Linked DNA regions of Mus musculus: region 1 is linked to region 2. Evidence: chromatin loops called from intact Hi-C (ENCODE). Cell type or tissue: left cerebral cortex. All regions are shown on one strand. Links, peaks and the distances in the headings refer to the core of each region. The heading gives the core; the rest is flanking DNA. Region 1 has its middle 34 kb from the start of Zfp808. Region 2 has its middle 52 kb from the start of Gm9595.

Region 1 (5,382 bases), core at 292-5,291, 330 kb before region 2:
ACAAAATTAATTCCAAATGGATGTTAAACGGCCAGGACACAAGTTCCAAAAGAAACCAGAGATAATGGGCCTCTCCAAATTTGGCATCCACTAAGGATGTTGCTATATGCAAGCCCTTGTTCCAAATGGTTTGTGCAGATAAAGCTCCCGTGATGAAGTTATTCAGATGCCACCACTCAGTACATCTAGTGGCTAAGATCTTATGGACCTCACAGGTGGCTGCTACTTTCCACCTAACCCAGGGGAGGACCCACTACCAAGACTCCTGCTTCTCAGACCACTGCTCCTTCCCTTTAGGGGCAGTGTTCCCATGCTCACCATGATGAGACTCAATAGCTCGCCAGCACTCCGCCAAGGCACCCAGCAGCAAAGGTCAAAGCAAGTCACACCAACCATTCAAGGCTACTCCACAATAACCCGCCTCTTCTCCTGATTGGATGGTTTTCCTGCAGGCCCTGATTGGCAGGCAATCTTGAGTGACATGAGTACTGAAGGCCCAGGCCTAATGCTTTCCTGGCCCAGGAATTAAGTACAGAAGCTGGTCTTTTCCAGATCCGCAAGACTTTTGTTTCAGTATGGCGTTTCCCTGTCCTACCATAGTTTATCTTTCTGTATTGCAGTACTCAGCACGAATATCTTCCTCCTCCTCATAATCATCTTAGTCCTCCTCCTCCCCTTCCTGTTTCTACTCCTCCTCTTCATCTCCTTCTTCGTTTCCTTCTACTCCCCCTCCTCCTCCTAGTCCTGCTCTTTTCCTTATCCCCCTCTCTGCCTCTCCTCTTCCTCTTAGACTCAAGATGATAATTTGCACAGTCCACTATTCACCTTGGAGCAGAGTAAACTATATGACCCATAGGCAGAATGGTTCCATGCCTGTTAACAAATAAAGAGATAATTTAAGACACAAAATATGATATTTCTTATCGTGATTTTACACTGATGTCAGGATTACTGCATCTAATATTCATCTGCTATATACTGTAAGGGTCCAAAAATCGCTGAAGACCCCAGATTCAGACAGTAAGGGGGGAAAAAAAAAGCACTTGTTTTGCAGAAACAACCAGCATTCTTTGAAATGGCAACCCCAGACAAAAGCATGAACACTTGCTTATAGGAAAAAAAATGGAACTCTCTAGAAAGATAGGGCAATCTTAAATTTTATTGGTGGGGGCTAGGGGGTCACAGGTTGTCAGTGATCTGCATTCCTATGTTATGAACTTTTCACCATATGATGAAACAGGCCTGCCCAGCCCAGATGGACCATTCTCAGATAGGTCCCCATTTCTGTGGTTATCCCCAGTCTGGTCTCTGGAAGGGGGTTCTACCATCTTCTTCTGGATTTTATGGTCTGTTCTTAGACCTGGTGTCTTATGACTTACTTTTGGGATTCATAGTTTATTCCTGAAGCTGGCACCTTTTTGAAATCAGGACTTGTCTTCAAATGGAAATTAAATGGAGACAAATGGGGTTTATTTTGCCCTTTCAATATGATTCTCCAGACAACCCTGGGAGAAAAGCAGGAGATGGATGCCAGTCACTATGGAGCACTATTGTTAGCCAGCACGTCTTCCTCAGGGGGAAGGTTAGTGAGCATATCTGTATTTGAAAGGTTTTACACACAAACAGAACTGATAGCATGGATCTCTCTATGTATGCAGAAAGGGGATATATATGAATGGTTCACAAAATGTGATTCAGTTAGTGAAGCAATTAATTTGTACCCATGAAGAGTTGAAGACTACAGTAGTGCCTTTGTGTCTCAGCTGGTCTTCAGCATATACCAGGAGTCCAAAGAAGCAGCCTCTAATGCCAGAAAAATATAATGATCTTGCTAGCTAGAATGTGGCAAGCAGAAAAAGCAAAGGAGCTACCATCTTCCATATGCTTTATATATGTACTCTGCCACCAGAAGCTGTGTCCTAGATTAAAGACTTTTTTTGTCAATTCAAAAGTTCCAGCTTGCAGGGCGGTGGTGGCACACGCCTTTGGCACACTAAGAAGTGCACACATGGGCTGGAAGGAGGTGCCTGGTACATATGTAGCAGAAGTGTGGTATACTCTCCCTCTAGGCTTCCCAAAAAATGGATCTGAGTGTCAGGGGCCATCTAGGAAAGGCTAAGTCAAGCAGGAGGCCTTCCTATATGCAGCCCACATCGATTTGAGTGGCATAAGATGGGTGAGCTCTTAGAAGAAAGGTCCCAAGACACTTCACACCAGGATTGCTTCTGGCAGATGATACTTGTTTTTATCACTATTACTTAGTTTAATGATTCATGGGCATCAGCAAATCTTATTGGGTAAATTTCCTTCAGATCCACATGAACATGAACTTTGATGAATTAATGCTTTTAGAACAATTAATGATTTTATGGAGTTCTTGATTTGATTAAAATAATCTAGGGAAGAATTTTTTTATAGACTGTGTCCATTCTTACTAAAACTAAGTAAAGTCTTACAAATAGGAAATACAATGAGCATAGCTTTCTGAAACTCCCCCCCCCTCTTTTTTTTTTTTTTTTTTTTTTTTTTTTTTTTTTTTGGTTTTTTGAGACAGGGTTTCTCTGTAGAGCCCTGGCTGTCCTGGAAATCACTCTGTAGACCAGGCTGGCCTCGAACTCAGAAATCTGTCTGCCTCTGCCACCAAAGTGCTGGGATTAAAGGTGTGTGCCACCATGCCCAGCTGAAACTCTCCTTTTTGTAACATTTTATATATGAGGCAATCTTTTAAGGAACTTTTGTTTATGGAGGCATAAAAAGTAGAGAAAAAGTAATAAAGTTGGTAACTTGGGTGTTCTGCCCCATCTGTCCGTCCATCCATTCATTAAAATGTATGAATACCGCCATTTTCTACTTCACCTAGTGTATTTGTGCCTGGGAGTGACTCTTTTCCTATCTCTCTGTTTAAAAGTGTTAACAAGCTCCCAGGCCAGCAAGAACCTTCTAGCAATAAATTCTTTTACTCAATAACCTTACGAGAAACAGCATGTTTTAATCCCCAGATATGAGCACTTATTTATGCACAAGTAATAAAGAGTTAATTTTTTGTTGTTGTTGTTGAAGATTTATTCATTTATTATATATAGCTGTAGCTGTCTTCAGACACCCCAGAAGAGGGCACCAGATCTCATTACAGATGGCTGTGAGCCACCATGTGGTTGCTGGGATATGAACTCAGGACCTTTGGAAGAGCAGTCAGTGCTCTTAACCGCTGAGCCATCTCTCCAGCCCAAGAGTTAAGTTTTTAGCACAGAACAGTAAGAGTTTTTTCTCCAGTACTTTATGAACCACAGAACAGTAAGAAAGAATTTAGGTTTTCACACAGAACAGTAATAAGGAGTTAATAAGGAGTTAAGTTGTCAGGGCTTAATACAGCATAGAAGAGAGAGTTATAAAATAAAGATACAGCATAGAATAAAGACCAGAGTTTTATAAAATAACAATAACACACAGCAAGATAAGGAGAAAAGAATCAAGCCAAGAGAGTGTTAGGTTTCTAGAAGCCATGAGCTGAGAGCATCCAGTACAATTGGAGAAAGTTGCAAGGCCAGTGATCATCAGGCTTTTGGGCCTCGTCCAACCCTGTGATCCATCCGCCTGAGCTGTAACCCCTCAAAGGCCAGTTATGCCCCCAGCAGAAGATGCTGTCCCTAAACCTGTGGCCTTAATGTGATATGTGATGCACCTAATCTGGGGAAGACTTGATACCTAGGGCCAGAGAAGCAATGGGAAAGGTCTCTAAGGCAGGAAGAGGCTAGGGAGGAACCAGCAGAAGGGACAGCCTTTGAAATGAAAAAAAAAAAAATCCAAAAATAAAAAATAAAATGAAAAACAAAACAAAACAAAAAGGACCAAACCAAACCAAAACCAAAACCAAAAACAAAGCACAAACAAACAAAAACAAAAACAAAAACAAAAACCTAACTTTAGAAAAGCTTTCACCAGCCAGGCATGGTGGTGCACGCCTTTAATCCCAGCATTGGGGAGGCAGAGGCAGGCAGATTTCTGAGTTCAAGGCCAGCCTGGTCTACTAAGTGAGTTCAAGGACAGCCAGGGCTGTACAGAAAACCCCTGTCTCGTGAAAAAAAGAAAATGAAAAAAAAAAAAAAAAGAAAAGCTTTCACCAAAAACTTAAGGAACCTCTGCAAGGAAAGATGTGAACTTAACCAATGTTTCTATGGCTTTATGTGTGGAAAATTAATAGAATATTCTGAGCTTTTGGGGTAATATCACTTATTAGAGAGTGTATACAGTGTGTGTTCTTTTGTGTCTGTGTTACCTCACTTATGATACTATTTCTATCCATTTGCCTGTGAATATCATGAAGTCATTGTTTTTAATAGTTGAGTAGTACTCCATTGTGTAAATGTACCACATTTTCTGTAGTCACTCCCCTTTTGAGGGACATTTGGGTTCTTTGCAGCTTCTGGTCATTATATACAAGTTTGCTAAAAACATGGTGGAGCATGTGTCCTTGTTATATGTTGGAGCATGTTCTGGGTATATGCCCAGAAGTGAGATAGCTGGTCTTCAAGTAGAAGTGAAGAATAAAAAATTACTGGCCTCTTGTGAGAACATGAACTTTTTACCTCGGAGCCCACCCCCTCCCATCTGAAAAACATTTTTGAGATAAAGGCCTCCTAGAACAACCTCAAAATGAACCAGGTACATTGCCAAATGATAGGACATGACTCCTTAGTTACGTAGATTCCTTTGGCAGAACTCCCTAGTGATGTAAACTTGTACTTTCCCTGCCCAGTTCTCCCCCTTTGAGTTTTACTATATAAGCCTGTGAAAAATTTTGGCTGGTCGTCGAGACTCCTCTACCCTGTGCAAAGGTGTATGAGTTTCGACCCCAGAGCTCTGTGTGCTTTCATGTTGCTGCTTTATTTCGACCCCAGAGCTCTGGTCTGTGTGCTTTCATGTTGCTACTTTATTAAATCTTGCCTTCTACATTTTATGTATGGTCTCAGTGTCTTCTTGGGTACGCGGCTGTCCCGGGACTTGAGTGTCTGAGTAAGGGTCTCCCTTCGGGGGTCTTTCATTTGGTGCATTGGCCGGGAATCAGCGCGACCACCCAGAGGTCCTAGACCCACTTAGAGGTAAGATTCTTTGTTCTGTTTTGGTCTGATGTCTGTGTTCTGATGTCTGTGTTCTGTTTCTAAGTTTGGTGCGATCGCAGTTTCAGTTTTGCGGACGCTCAGTGAGACCGCGCTCCGAGAGGGAGTGCGGGGTGGATAAGGATAGACGTGTCCAGGTGTCCACCGTCCGTTCACCCTGGGAGACGTCCCAGGAGGAACAGGGGAGGATCAGGGACGCCTGGTGGACCCCTTTGAAGGCCAAGAGACCATTTGGTGTTGCGAGATCGTGGGTTCGAGTCCCACC
Region 2 (5,382 bases), core at 177-5,176:
AAAAACAAAACACAAACAAACAAAAACAAAAACAAAAACCTAACTTTAGAAAAGCTTTCACCAGCCAGGCGTGGTGGTGCACGCCTTTAATCCCAGCATTGGGGAGGCCGAGGCAGGCAGATTTCTGAGTTCAAGGCCAGCCTGGTCTACTAAGTGAGTTCAAGGACAGCCAGGGTTGTACAGAAAAACCGTCTCAGGAAAAAAAGAAAATGAAAAAAAAAAAAAAAAAAGAAAAGCTTTCACCAAAAATTTAAGGAACCTCTGCAATGAAAGATGTGAACTTAACCAATGTTTCTATGGCTTTATGTGTGGAAAATTAATAGAATATTCTGAGCTGTTGGGGTAATATCCACTTATCAGAGAGTGTATACAGTGTGTGTTCTTTTGTGTCTGTGTTACCTCACTTATGATACTATTTCTATGCATTTGCCTGTGAATATCATGAAGTCATTGTTTTTAATAGTTGAGTAGTACTCCATATTGTAAATGTACCACATTTTCTGTAGTCACTCCCCTTTTGAGGGACATCTGGGTTCTTTGCAGCTTCTGGTCATTATATACAAGTTTGCTAAAAACATGGTGGAGCATGTGTCCTTGTTATATGTTGGAGCATGTTCTGGGTATATGACCAGAAGTGAGATAGCTGGTCTTCAAGTGGAAGTATATCTAATTTTCTCAGGAATTGACACATTGATTCCCAAAGTGGTTGTACCAGCTTGCAGTCCCACCAGAAATGGAGAAATATTCCTCTTTCTCCACATGCTTGCCAGCATCTACTGTTGCCTGAGTTTTTGAACTTACCCATTGTGATTGTTGTAAGGTGGAATCTCAGAGTTGTTTTGCTTTGCATTTCCCTGATGACCAAAGAATTTGAACACTTCTTTAGGTGCTTCTTGGCCATTCTAGATTACACAGTTGAGAATTCTTTGTTTAGCTCTGTAACCCATTTTTTACACACAGACCATATGGTACTCAGGGGAATGGAAAACAAGGGTGTGGATGCTTCAGTCCTGCATAGAAAAGGGAACAAGATGGTTCAAATCGGTAGAAGGAATAGGAACCTGGGAGGTAGAGATGACAGGGAAGAAAAGGGGAGAGGGCAGTGTGAGGAATTGGAGGGGACAGGAGAGAATTACAGAGGATCAGGAAATTGAATAATATTATATACCAGTGGGGGATGAGGAACTGGGGGTAGCCACTGGAGAGTCCCAGAAGCCAGGGAAGCAAGAGGCTCCCAGGACACAATGGGGGCAAATTTAGATCCAACAGGGATGATGTTAGCTGAAATGAGAAGCAAAGGAGGGATAGAACCTGTAGAGACCACCTCCAGTAGATTGGCATGGCCTCCAGTCTAAGAATGGAGCCACCCACCTATTTCAAAGTTTTTAACCCAGAAATGTCTCTGTCCAAAGGAAAGACAGGGACAAATATTGGAGTAGAGACTGAAGCAGGGCCATCCTGGGACCACTCCAACTAGGCATCCATTCCCTCTGCAGACACCAAATTCTGACTCTGGACATTGTTGCTGTAGCCAAGAGGATCTTGCAGACAGAAACCTGGTATGGCTCTTCCTGGGAGGTTCTGCTAGTACCTGATGAGAGCACATGTGGATGCGCCCAGCAAAACATCACACTGAGCTCTGGACCCTGGTTGGGTAGCTCAGGGGAAGGACTGGAAGAGCAGAGTGGGATTGCAACCCCATAGGAAGAACAATGTAGGCTGAGATGACCACTCAGGGCTCCCATGGACTTGACCACCAGCCCAGGAGTGTACCATGGCTCCAGATACATATGTAGCAGAAGATGGCCTTGTCTGCCATCAATGGGAGGGGAGGGACTTGGTCCTGTGGAGGTTTGATGCTCCAGCATAGGGGGCTGATGGTGTGGTATGGCAGGAATGGGTGTATTGGTGGGAGAGCACCTTCATAGAGGCAAAGTGAGGGGGGAGAAGGATTTGCAATGTGATGGTGGTGGAGGGGGAACCAGGAAGGGTGATATCATTTGAGATGATCAATTTAAAATAGTTATTAAAATACAAAGAATTCTCAACACCCACAATAATAACTCAAAATAGACCCTAGTTTGGCAGATTTCTTACTGTCCAGCAAGTACTCATCTTTCTTTCAAGTAGACCCCATCTCATCCTGTGAATCAATTTCTAAAGTATTTGTAAAATTTGTTACACAAAACTATCTTTGGAATGCAATGTTCAGAACCAGAAATTCCTTTTCTAAAATTGTCTTTCCCCTACATCTACAAAGCAGTGTCTTGGTGTGTGCACTGGATAGTCATTTTGTAAGAACCACAGCTTTCCACTGCCAGGACTACAGAACCTTTCTCCACCACCCCCCTCCCCGCAGGAAATTAAAACTCAGGAAGGCTCACAGGCCAAGGGCCTCTGTCCAGGTCACCACATACATGTATGAACAGAACCATAGACTGCTCACAATCCATCCCAGTCCCAACAGATCAGATTCTGATAGTTTAGCCAACCTACTCTTCCTAGTCCTGAAAGTGACCTTCCTGGACAGGAGCTGTGACACTCAGCTTATGGTCTACCTCACAGCTCCCTAGTGCTACATCAGAGTTGAATCCCAGAAGGAAGACACAAGGTACTTCCTACTGTTGCTTCTAGTGACTACGTCTACCCAGAGTTCATCACAATCTAGTGTCATCCTGCTGGGCCTCAAAACTGTGGCCGCACTCCTACTGGACCAGAGGAGATCAAATGACTCAGACAGCACAGGCCTGCCCAGCTCTCTGCTTCCACAATAGGGGCACACAGGGCCTGAGTGTGGGAAATTTGTAGTTATCAAGAAATTCTTGCAGTCTCCCAAAGCACATTTTCTTATTCAATCAAGGGACAGAGTACCTTGTGTGTACAACTACTTCCAATTTTCTGAGGATGGCCAGATTGACTTTCAGAGTGGTTATACAGTTTTACAATCCCACCAGGGGTGGAGGGGTCCCTTTCTCCACACCCTTGGGAGCAGGTGCTCTTACTTGAGTTTTTGACCTTAGCCACTTTGATTGTTTAGGAGGAATCTCAGGATTGTTTTGATTTGCATTTTCCTAATGAGTAAGGAGTTTCAACATTTCTTTTTTTTTTTTTTTAAAGATTTATTTATTTATTTATTATATGTAAGTACACTGTAGTTGTCTTCAGACACTCCAGGAGAGGGAGTCAGATCTTGTTACAGATGGTTGTGAGCCACCATGTGGTTGCTGGGATTTGAACTCCGGACCTATGGAAGAGCAGTCGGGTGCTCTTACCCACTGAGCCATCTCACCAGCCCCTCAACATTTCTTTAAGTGTTTCTAGACATTCTAGATTCTTCTGTTGAGAATTTTGTCTCCAATTATATGGTTAATTTTGGAGAATTTTCTGTGAGGTGCTTAGAAGCAGGCATATTCTTTTGTCTTAATGTGAAATGTTCTTTAGATATCTGCTTTTGAAAGAATTCTAAAAGAGCTAGAAAATTTCTAAAACGAGTTGTGTTTTCTCTCCATAGATTTTCCAAACAATATCAGAAATTCCCACTGAAAATTTTTTTTTCAAGAACTGTTTAGGTTTTCGAGATATGTCCAGACTGCAGACTGCTCAGGTCTAGCTAAAGGAAAAAAAAAAAATTTAAACAGGAAGTGCTGCAGCTTTTTGCTAGTTGATCTAATGCAGACCAAAAGCCAAGGTTTTAATTTACACATCAGTTTAATTCTTTATTGTAGGGTCGCTTTGATTATCCTATGAGTCAGCATCCAGTGTCACCAGAACCTTGACAACAAGCATTTTTTTTAAGCACTGCAAAAGAATTCAGAGGTCTGTCTGCCAGCATAAATTTAGCTGGGTGAGACCTTGTCCTGAGATTTCCATTCTGACCACACCAGGACCTAAATTCTCTCTGTTGCAGGCTGACTTTAAACTCAGGAATCTGCCTGCATTTGCATTTGCTTGTCTTTAAATATAACTGCCTGTTTTTCTTAAGATCTGTGAAGATCCTTATACAATTTATATTGCACCCTTATATTTTTGTGTAGTTCAGAAATGATATAGTTTCAAACTCATGATTTTAAAGTTCTTTTCCACAGCCTTAGGTCTTTCTTGAAGGTCCTAGGATTTACCGTTTTGATGGGATGTTAGCCACACCTTTTCTTCCCAGACTAATTCTGTCTCTGGTTATCTTGGAGTCATTAACATTAACAGGGAGGAGACTCCTCAAGGTGGAATGTGAGAACATGTACATTATAATACAAACAAGCCTTCCCACCCCCAGCATTCATTGACTCCAAATGGCCCATGCCTTCTGGTCCTGTCCTAGGAACAGGAACCCTGTCTTGCTGTCCCTACCAAGGCCATGCTGGGCTCTGGCAGTATCCATTTCTGTTGCTTGTGTGTATATTTCAGGGATGAACATTTCCCATTGAAAATGACAGTAGGGAGCTCATCACTGCCTGAGGATGACCTTCCCACTCACAGTACATTCTGACCCTGAAGTAACCTAGGCTATCTAGGACAGGAAACATTATCAACAATAGAGCACTTGGCATGGTGAATATGTGTGCTAAAAGTTACAGGTGTCATGGTCCTGAAGTTCTGCAGCTGCAGGGAAAACTATCCATATTGGCCTGAGCCAATCACTCACAGGCGCTCTTGGCTCTCTGGGTCTCCCACCATACCACGCTAACCACTGTCATCTTGAAATTTTAACAGTGCTATCTAAGCACCATGTATACAGGCCTGTATCACCATGCCTGGTTTAGTTGGCTTCCACTTCACAGAGCTGGTCATTAGAGTTACAGGATGAATAAGATGAACAGTTACACTGAAGTATAATCAGACACGACTTAGCTCTGTGAGCCTGGTTTTCACCATCTATAGAAAAAGGAATGAACTCTGCCCTAGTTCTTTGGTGAGTGTTAACAGATGCTGTGAAAAAGCAAAAACAATATTGCTTGTGTTTGGAAGACAGTGAGGCAGGAGGGCTGTGTTTGATAGGAGCCTTCTTCTGTTACTTGAGTTAGGACCACTGCCTGATCTCTGATGTCTTCACACAACCTATTCCACATACTAGATTCCAGGTGAGCCTGAAATTAACAGTCAGACAATTCTTTAAAATAAAACAAAAATAACTGAAAGAACACAAGAAAATATTAATGAAAATTGAAAATATGTTAACATATTTATTTAGTGTGCCTAATTTGGAATGCTGATAAAGACATAAGGTAACTAATCCATCCTTGGGGACCTAACATGTTTTTATATGCACAACTGAGTACTATAACCAATCGATATAACAACTATTTTCCCATCTGTAGATGTGTTCCTGATTTTTAGCTCAATTCTCTCCTGTAAAGTATACAGACGATGACTAAACGTTTATTCAGC

What was found. Peaks named below come from ENCODE experiments on the same cell type or tissue, not always from the same donor. Only the 100,000 strongest peaks of a DNase experiment are listed, where the experiment ranks them.
Region 1: it touches region 2 in a loop (10-fold over the local background); 8 of 42 quality-filtered maps call a loop at or near these places.

What each region holds. Positions count from the first base shown.
Region 1 is chr13:62,092,775-62,098,156 of GRCm38, reverse strand. No RefSeq gene overlaps it. Among named protein-coding and RNA genes, the nearest start is that of Zfp808, 34 kb to the left of the region's middle. In left cerebral cortex, for the core only: no CTCF peak of the experiment used is centred there; no DNase peak of the experiment used is centred there.
Region 2 is chr13:61,762,544-61,767,925 of GRCm38, reverse strand. No RefSeq gene overlaps it. Among named protein-coding and RNA genes, the nearest start is that of Gm9595, 52 kb to the right of the region's middle. In left cerebral cortex, for the core only: no CTCF peak of the experiment used is centred there; no DNase peak of the experiment used is centred there.